2 separate regions of the Homo sapiens genome follow, and region 1 is linked to region 2. A link is a contact called in ENCODE Hi-C or POLR2A ChIA-PET data. All regions are on one chromosome and are shown on one strand. Each heading gives the region's core, a stretch centred on a gene start or an enhancer-like site at or near the end of the contact. The rest is flanking DNA. Distances are from core to core; before and after follow the strand shown. Region 1 overlaps TM4SF18-AS1 (TM4SF18 antisense RNA 1). Region 2 holds the start of TM4SF18 (transmembrane 4 L six family member 18).

Region 1 (4,710 bases), core at 289-2,788, 33 kb before region 2:
AGCTGAGAATACAAACATGCACCACCACACCCGGTTAACTTTTCAAATTTTTTTTATAGAGACAAGGTCTTGCTGTGTCGCCCAGGCTGGTCGAGAACTCCTCACCTCAAGTGAACCTCCTGCCTTGGCCTCTCAAAGTGCTGAGTGTGCTTCTACTGAAAACATTTACAGTATGTCATAATCACAACTTTTTAGCATACTGTTAGCTAAAAAATAAAATATAGGCTGACTGCAAAAATTTACTTGCAATTCATCGTTTGGACCTCACAATAACTTTTCTCCATTGAAGCAATGTTGCAAGTGGTTGGTAGATTTCATTTTTGCCTTCCCAATGCCTTTGTAAACCCAAATGTAGACAAAATAGCCAAGGATAATTGCTACTAAAAAATATCCATTTAAAATGAATCCATTGGAAACTGGAAACAAACCAAAATATTGTATTAGGATTTTATCATGAGAAATGAAACCAATCAAGAAAATAAGCTTATTTTATCTTATATTATGTTAAACCCTACTGTGTAAAATTTATTAAAAATGGCACTTATTGTGGCTCAAACCAATATTTAAAACAAATTTGATTACATTTGTAAGTCTTTACCAAATCTTAGAATGAACCAGGAATAAATCAAGTGTTTGGATTTGAATGTTACGATTTTTGTTGACAAAGCTGTAAGAGGGGCACAATATCAAGTCCTTTATTTCACTGTTGATTTTTGCAGTACCTTCACAAATAGGGTTATTTTGCCTAAATATTAGAGGGCACTTCACTTTTTCGAAGGGCATCTCTTAATCTATGCTATTCAAACCATTCTTTTGAGACACATAACCTATCATTACCCCCTTTGCTTTTCTTCAAACATTTACTAGATTCTTATTTGTCAAATCTTTATGTGTGATTTAAGTAGTTCCTCATCACATCTAATCACTTAAATCCTGCTATTTGCATTTAATTGGCATTCTGTTTGCTTCATGAGAGTAACAAATATACTGACACAATAAATATGGAAATATATTTGTATCACATGGGAAGAAATGTTTAAATGGAGACTAATATCATAAGTGGTCACTTCTAAGAAACACTCCATTCTCATGTAATTATATTTATAGTAAAAATCATAGAAGACAATGCAGATACAAATCTGACAACTAAGAAAATTGTAAAAATTATGGAATAGTTTTAAAACTTTTTCCTTGAATGTTGGCTCTTTAAACAAAGAAGCCTTAATCAGAGAAATTTACGCATAAGCATGTGATTCTGAATGAGCCTTTTCAAGGACTTTATGTATGAGTATTTGACTTTTGAGGTTAATAGAATCAATTCTTTAATATGGGTTGAGAAATAAAAATAAAGTCCTAAGCTTCTCCAACTGACTGAACACACCATCTCTTGGCCCAGGGGACTCCAGAGAAACCTTAGAAACTGAGTTCCTGGCCATGATGGGCTAGCAGGTCGAACATGCCTCAGTATGCCCCATTCCTTCTAACCTTTAACCAGAATTCTTTCCTAAGGCGTAAGTAAGCAGAAACCAGCTCTGGAAAATGAGAAATGGATGACTCATTACTTTGTCAACTTTAGCCAGTCCTCTGAGGCTGCCACAGGACTCCCTTTCCCACATTGCAGTTTCAACATGACAGCTCACCAGTTAAACCATAAATCCCTTCCTGATAAGAGACCAACAACCATGAAGTGGTTCTGGCCAATCTATGCAGGGTGCACAGCCAGGGCATTTGTGTCCTCCCCTTCATCTTTTGACATTAGGGGGCTGAAAACTCCACTCTCAGATCATGCTAATGCCACAATTTTTTGTACAGGGAATTCATGAAGAGGCATAAAGCTCAATTGTGAAGCACATGTTTCTCCTTTAATAAATATTCATGACTCCTCCTACAGCCTAATAAAAAGGTATTTTCAGCCACTCTGCTCAGCATAAATTCCCGTTTCTTTCAGCACTACCTTGAAGTGCCTGTTTCTGGCTTCTGGCCAGAGGTTACACTTCCCAGCGTGTCAGAATGGCCACCCTGCAGGTTGCAGCCTTTTGTGAGAAATAAAGCTGTCCTTTCCAAATGTATGAACCTTGTGATTCTTCAGCTGACAGGGTAATTCATCTGAAAAACGTAGTTTTTCTTCTTGGAAGTGGACTTCCAATATCATGATGCTAAAAACATGTCATACTGTAATAAGAGCTGTTTTGTACTTTTACAGAAGGAATTTTTAAAAATTTATTTTTAGTTTTTGTGGGTACATAGTAGGTGTATATATTTGTGGGGTACATGAGATATTTTGACACAAGTATGCAATGCATAATAATCACATTAGGGTAAATGAGGTATCCATTACCTCAAGCATTTATCTTTTGTGTTATAAACAATCCAGTTGTACTCTTTTCATTATTTTAACATGTACAATTAAATTATTACTGACTATAGTCACCCTGTTGTGCTATCAAATAGTAGGTCTTATTCATTCTTTCTAACCATTTTTTGTACCTATTAACAATCCCCACTTGCTCTCCACTACCCCTGCCCCAATACCTTTCCCAGCTTCTGGTAACCATCCGTCTGCCCTCTATCCCTGTGAATTCAATTGTTTCACTTTTTAGCTCCCACAGATAAGTGAGAACATGTACAGTTTGTCTTTCTGTGCCTGGCTTAATTCACTTAACATGATGGCCTCCAGTTCCATCCATGTTGTTGCAAATGACAGGATCTCATTCTTTTTAAAAATATATGTAACATTTTCTTTATCCATTTGTTTGTTTATGGACACTTAGGTTGGTTCCAAGTCCTGGCTATTGTGAACAATGCTGTAGGTATCTCTTCGATATACTGATTTCCTTTCTTTTGGGTATATACCTAGAAGTGGGTTTGCTGGATCATATGGTGACTCTATTTTAGTTTTTGAGGACCCTCCAAACGGTTCTCCATAGTGCTTGTACTAATTTACATTCCCACCAACCGTGTATGAGGATTCCCTTTACTCCACATCCTTGCCATCATCTGTTATTGCCTGTCTTTTGAATAAAAACCATTTTAACTGGAATGAGATGATATCTCACTGTAGTTTTGATTTATGTTTCTCTGATGATCAATGATGTTGAGCATCTTTTTATATACCTGTTTGCAATTTGTATCTCTTCTTTTGAGAAATGTCTGTTCAGACCTTTTGGCCATTTAAAACATTAGATTATTAGATTTTTTCCTATAGAGTTGTTTGAACTCCTTATATATTCTGGTTATTAATCTCTGTCAAATGGGTACTTTTCAAATGTTTTCTCCCATGCTGTGGGTTGTCTTTTCACCTTGTTGATTGTTTCCTTTGTTATGCAGCAGGTTTTTAACTTGATGTGATCCCACTTGCCCATTTTTGCTTTGGTTGCCTGTGCTTGTGGAATATTACACAAGAAATCTTTGCCCAGTCCAATATTCTGGGGGGAGAGTTTCCCCCAATATTTTTTAGTAGTTTCATAATTTTAGTTCTTAGATTTAAATCTTTAATCCACTTTTATTTTATTTTTGTATATGGTGAGAGATATCATTCTAGTTTCACTCTTCTGCATATGCATATCCAGTTTTCCCAGCATCATTTATTGAAGAGACTGTCCTTTCCCCAATGTATGTTCTTGGTACTTTTGTTGAAACTGAGTTCACTGTAGATGTATCATTTTGTTTCTGGGTTCTCTGTTCTGTTCCATTGGTCTATGTGTCTGTTTTTATGCTTGTACCATGCTATTTTAGTTACTACAGCTCTGTAGTATAATTTGAAGTCAGGTAATGTGATTCCTCCAGTTTTGTTCTTTTGTGCTCAGGATAGTTCTGGCTATTCTGAGTCTTTAGTGATTTATAAATTTTAAGTTTGTTTTTTTTTTTCTATGTCTGTGAAGAATGTCATTGGTATTTTGATAGGGATTACACTGAATCTGTAGATTGCTTTGGGCAGTATGAACATTTTAACAATATTAGTTTTCCAGTCCGTGAATGTGGAATATCTTTCCATTTTTTGGTGTTCTCTTTAATTTCTTACATACATGTTTTATAGTTCTCATTGTATAGCTCTTTCATATCTTTGGTTAAATTAATTTCTAGGTATTTTATTTTATTTGTAGCTATTGTAAATGGCTTGATTTCTTTTTTAGATTGTTCATTGTTGGCATATAGAAATGTAACTTTACTGAATTTGCTTATCAGTTCTAATAGTTTTTTTGTAGAGTTTTTAGGTTTTTACAAATATAAAATTATATCATCTGAAAACAGAATAATTTGACTTCTTCCTTTCCAATTCATATATGTTTTATTTCTTTTATTTCTTTCTCTTGCCTGATGGCTCTAGCTAGGATTTTCAGTACTATGCTGAATAACAGTGGTGAAAGTGGGCATACTTGTGTTTCAGGTCTTAGAGGAAAGGCTTTCAGTTTTTCCCCATTCAGTATAATACTAGCTGTAGGTCTGTTGTATATGGCTTTTATTATGTTGAGGTATGTTCCTGCTATACCCATTTTTTTTATGTTGGGTTGGTGCAAAAATAATTGAGGTTTCACAATTAAAAGTAATGGCAAAAACTGCAATTACTTTTGCACCAACCTAATATCATGAAGGGATGTTGAATTTTATCAAATGCTTTTTCATTGTCAATTAAAATGATCATTTGGTTTTTGTCCTTCTTTCTGTTGATATTGTGTATTACATTGATTGATTTGCATGTGTTGAACCATC
Region 2 (4,706 bases), core at 367-2,866:
GATGATTTCCTCAGAAAAAATGATGAGATGTAGGATTACTGAGTCAAACGACATAAGCATTTTCATGGATCTTGATATATTATACCAAACTCTTCCCGAAAAGACTGACATTTATTTGTAGTGCAGCCAATATTAGTTATGTACTTATTTCATAGCAACATCAATAGCATTGGATATTAATATTTTAAAGTTTATTAATTTAATGTGCAAAATGAATAACTAAATGAAAATTGCTTTACAACACAGCTATTCAAATATAATAATTAAAAACCCCTAAAAGATGTAGAAATAGATTATAATGAATTTTCTTCTACATTATTGGTGGTCTGATTAGCTTACAGTCCATAATGCACTATTTTTAGAAATGACTTGACCAGGAAATTGTCTTTTCCTCTGAGTTGCCAACATGATTTACTCTCAGTTTGTTTATTTTTAAAGAACACAAAGTCATCAGGAAAACGTTCATGGATTCTTGCCATTGATAATTCAATTTACTTTTCAAAAACTCCCTCCATTATTAGGGTCTAATGTAGGACTATTTTAATGATGACACAGCTCATTCTTTAATAATCATAATTACAACAGTCACTGGCTATCTACTACATGTCAGTCTCTCTCCTGGGCACTTTATATATATTTTATCTTTAAAAGTAAATGCCATTATTCACATTTTTCACATTAGAACACTGAGGCTCAAAGATACTGAGTAACTTGCTGAAGGTCTCATGGAACAAATGACAGAGCTTAGATTTACATGCAGGTTTGTCTGAATAGCCAAGTCTCTGCTTTTTTTTCATGCTGTCCTAATGCCCCTTCAAGCTAGAAAAACATGAGTGCAGACAGAAAATCTGTTCTAGAAAACAGTAATGCCACTGAAGATCAAATAGCTTAAATTGATATGCAGGGTTCATGAGAACATACTGTTTTTACAGGCCAGTGTCCCACAGACTTTCATTAGGACTAATTTCCTGCATTACTGAGGCTGCATTGCTGAGCAGCTTATTGAAAACAGAGCTATGTCCCAAATGCCAGCAGATTACCTGCCCCTTCACCCCCATCCCTCTTTCAAATCCTACACCCAAGATTAGCAGAATGATTTTTCCATTATTCATTACTTCTACTAGTTACAAGGTAAGTCTCAATTACAACTCCCCCTTCTCTCCCAAGTCTCCAAATTCATACTTACCATGATGCCTGAGAAACAGATTCCTTCAAAATACCACACGTAGTTGGTGAGTTTATTGCTGGATGCATAGGAAGTTTGCCCATTCGGGAAATACAATAATATGTTCACGATTATACTCCAAAGTGCAAGCGGAATCAGCAAACAACTTAGGCAGCCTCCACACTTCCGAGACCCCATTTTGCCCTGCTTAGAACCTGCGGGAGATTTCAAGAGTATACAGTCACAGAAAGTCTATTTTTCTTCTTCCTACCTGACCTTTTTTTTCTCTCTCTCTCTCTTTTTTTTTTTTTTTTTTGAGATTACCTACCACTTCCAGGGTCAGAGCCCTTCACTTCATATTCATGAGGAGACGGGGAATTGGAATATACCCGCAGCCGACAATCTCAGTGTGAAATACTGGTTTACTGTTTGGAGAACAATAGACAATGATCAACAACTGAAGAGCTGAGCTGGTCTTCATCCTGTGCCAAAGGAATGCGGTGTTTTTCACTGCTTTTTAAAATAAGTAATTTTCCTCTGGATTAAAGCACCGAAGGCTTAACCCTGACCTTGTGTTAAGAAGGAAGTTGGGGTGGGAACTGGAATTGAATGCAGCAAATTTCATCCAACAGTGGAGAGAGGGTTAAAGAGAAAACTACCAAGGAGGCTTATATTTAGAGCTTGATAGGTTTGTTAAAATATCCTGACTTTACCCTTTTTATGTATCTGTCTTTCACCTAGTGTGCTTTTTGTGTGCACACTATTCACCAAGCTTTGTTCAAATTGCAAGGGATAAGAAAGGACTGAGAAAGTGACTGGTGGATGAGAAAAACAAAATATCTTGGTTAGATCAGTACAGCTTTCCTTCCAAGAGTTTGCATCTATTATCTCTACCTCTCTGAAAAATCATAACAGAAATAAAGGCATATTTTTCCTACTATTAAGAAAACAAAGGTAGGGCTGGCGCAATGGCTCAAGCCTGTAATCTCAACACTTTGAGAGGCTGAGGCGGGTGGATCATCTGAGGTCAGGAGTTCAAGACCAGCCTGGCCAACATGGTGAAACCCCATCTGTACTAAAAATACAAAAATTAGCTGGCATAGTGCTGGGCACCTGTAATCCCAGCTACTCTGGAGGCTGAGGAAGGAAAATCACTTGAACCTGGGAGACGGAGGTTGCAGTGAGCCGAGATCGTTCCACTGCACTCCAGCCTGGGTGACAAAGTAAGACTCTGTTTCAAAAAAAAAAAGAAAGAAAGAAAGAAAGAAAGAAAGAAAGAAAGAAACTAGCAGTCCAGGTTCCAAAGAGGTTTCTTGGCACCCCCTTGTGGATATGGTTTTTTTTCCCTCTAGTGCTTTTGATCTAAGTGCATCAAAAAATCTGGGCATTAGACGTTTTTTCCAGTCACATAGAAGCAGCATAAAATCATATTTACTAGAGTTCCTGGGATGATTGGGAAGAGAATAACATTGTTGGTTGAGCATTCATTGAGCATCTCTTATGTGGCAGGCACTGTGCTTGATGTTTTAAAAGGTTCACTCTGGCTGCTGTGTTGTAAATAGGTGGTAAAGGGTGTGGAGGAGATAGAGATGAGTTCTGAAGCCATTTCCACCATCCAGGTAAGAGATAATGATGACTCGGATCATGATGGTAGTAGCAGCAGAGGTGGTAAAAGGAAGCTGGATACCAAACACCGCATATTCTCACTCATAGGTGGGAATTGAACAATGAGATCACATGGACACAGGAAGGGGAACATCACACTCTGGGGACTGTTGTGGGGTGGGGGGAGCGGGGAGGGATAGCATTGGGAGATACACCTAATGCTAGATGACGAGTTAGTGGGTGCAGAGCACCAGCGTGGCGCATGTATACATATGTAACTAACCTGCACAATGTGCACATGTACCCTAAAACTTAAAGTATAATAATAAAAGAAAAAAAAAAGGAAGCTGGATTTGGGATATATTTTGAAGCTTGTGCCAACAGGATTGGTGGCAGATTGGATGTGGGTATAAGAGAAAGAGAGAAGTCAAAGACGACATCATTTGGGCCCGAGAAACTGGGAGAATAAAATTGTCATTAACAGAAATGAGCAAGTCAGCTGAATGAGCAGGGTTGGGAGAAGAGGAATGATATGGTCAGTTTCGAATGTGCTAAGTTTTGAAATACCTTTTAGAAATCCAAGTGGAGATGTCAACTAGGCAGCTGGATATACAAATATGAAGTTCAAGGAAGAGGTCTGGGTGACATATAAATGTGACAGTTGTCAGCATATAAATGGTATTTAAACCCATGAGACACTAAGGAAATGCATGTTGATAGAAAAGAGACCCAAGGACTAAATCCTGGGCAGCCCAGGACTGAGTTTAGGGACATGAGAGGAAGGCAGAAAGGATACTGAGAAATGGCCAGTGAGCCAGAAATGAAGATCAGGAGCTTATTCTCAAAGGTGACTTTCTAAGAAGAAGAAGGCGTGATCAACAAAGTTAAATGCTGCCAAAGGGCACATCATACGAAAGAACTGAGAATCGGCTATTGGGTTGAGCAACGTGGAGGTCACTGGTGGCCTTCATAAGAGGAGCTTTCTTGGTGAGTTAGAGATGAGATGAGAGTCCATCTGCAGTGGATTCATGAGAGAATGGGAGGAGAGAAATTGGAAATAGATGAGGTAACTCTTTTGGAGAGTTTTGCTGTAAAGGAGGGCAGAGAAATGGGGCAGCAGCTAGAGGAAAAGTAGAAGTCAAGGGACAAAAATTAATGGAAAAAATGGTAGCATATTTGTATACTGTTGTGGGAAGGGGTATGAGGGAGGGTAGGTAGGTATTTACCATAAAGGAGATAAAGGAGAGGATTGCTGGCACAGGCTCCTTGAGTAGGTGAGAAAGGGTGGGAGTGTGTGAACAGATGGAGGAGCTTACCTTAGATAGCAGCAGGGCAGGTCAGTGTCAGCAACAGAACAGAAGGAGAACATAGCAATGGGCTTGGAGGTGGTTAGCGGGAACTTCTGATTATTATACTTCTGTTTTCTCAGGGAAACAGGAGGCAATTTTATCAGCTGAGAATGAGGATGGGGAGAGGGTGTTAAAGGTTTAAAGGAAGAGAGGAGAAGTTCAAACAGTTGGCTTGGAAAGTGGGAGAATGAACAGACTAGAGAAATGTGGCAGGTGCTGAGGGACCACTTGAGTCTGTGACCGTGAATGGATAGTGAGACTGGACAGGAGACTTGGGTATTTTTCCTAGTAAGGTTCAGTGGCAGAGGTGTAGCCAGCAAGTAGGAAGAAAGCTGGAGTCAACCAGGATTGGGACTTTGCCAGGCAGATACCATGAAGAGAGGGATGGGCAAAGGATTCAAGAATGTATGCAAGTGAATGGTTATAATGATGGACTGTGGAACTTAAGCTGAGTAAGGAGGGAAGTAAGGACGTGAGGGAGTGTGAGAAATAGTAAAAGAGGCACTGGATTTGTAAATTGTGTGTCCCAGTGTGGCTGAAAAATTACTGGTTTTAGGTAACACACAGAGTGAGCTAGAAAGAGAGGA

What was found. Hi-C counts contacts between places; a loop is a spot of excess contacts on that map. ChIA-PET counts read pairs that join two places held with the same protein, here RNA polymerase II (POLR2A). Pooled maps may share reads with other maps.
Region 1: a map of Panc1 shows a loop between it and region 2 (7-fold over the local background). The contact joins the enhancer-like site here to the promoter of TM4SF18 in region 2. A Hi-C loop is called at or near these places in 11 of 168 maps with a recorded cell type or tissue (Caco-2, Calu3, HepG2 and 8 more) and 5 of 50 pooled maps. POLR2A ChIA-PET finds 5 or more read pairs at or near these places in 10 of 52 experiments (A549, MCF 10A, OCI-LY7 and 7 more).

Annotation. Positions count from the first base shown.
Region 1 is chr3:149,298,738-149,303,447 of GRCh38, forward strand. All of the region lies in intron 1 of TM4SF18-AS1 (TM4SF18 antisense RNA 1), which reads left to right. Among named protein-coding and RNA genes, the nearest start is that of TM4SF18-AS1, 16 kb to the left of the region's middle. Within about 2 kb of position 1,539, at least 19 of the 41 ENCODE cell types and tissues checked have a DNase peak (open chromatin) inside an H3K27ac peak, as active enhancers do; they include PC-3, PC-9, Panc1 and 3 more, where a contact is called at or near this core.
Region 2 is chr3:149,332,020-149,336,725 of GRCh38, forward strand. It overlaps TM4SF18 (transmembrane 4 L six family member 18), which reads right to left and starts at 1,617. Exons shown (of 6, transcript NM_138786.4): 1 at 1,494-1,617; 2 at 1,187-1,380. The coding sequence starts at 1,363. TM4SF18-AS1 (TM4SF18 antisense RNA 1) reads left to right here. Exons shown (of 2, transcript NR_186251.1): 2 at 1,485-1,733.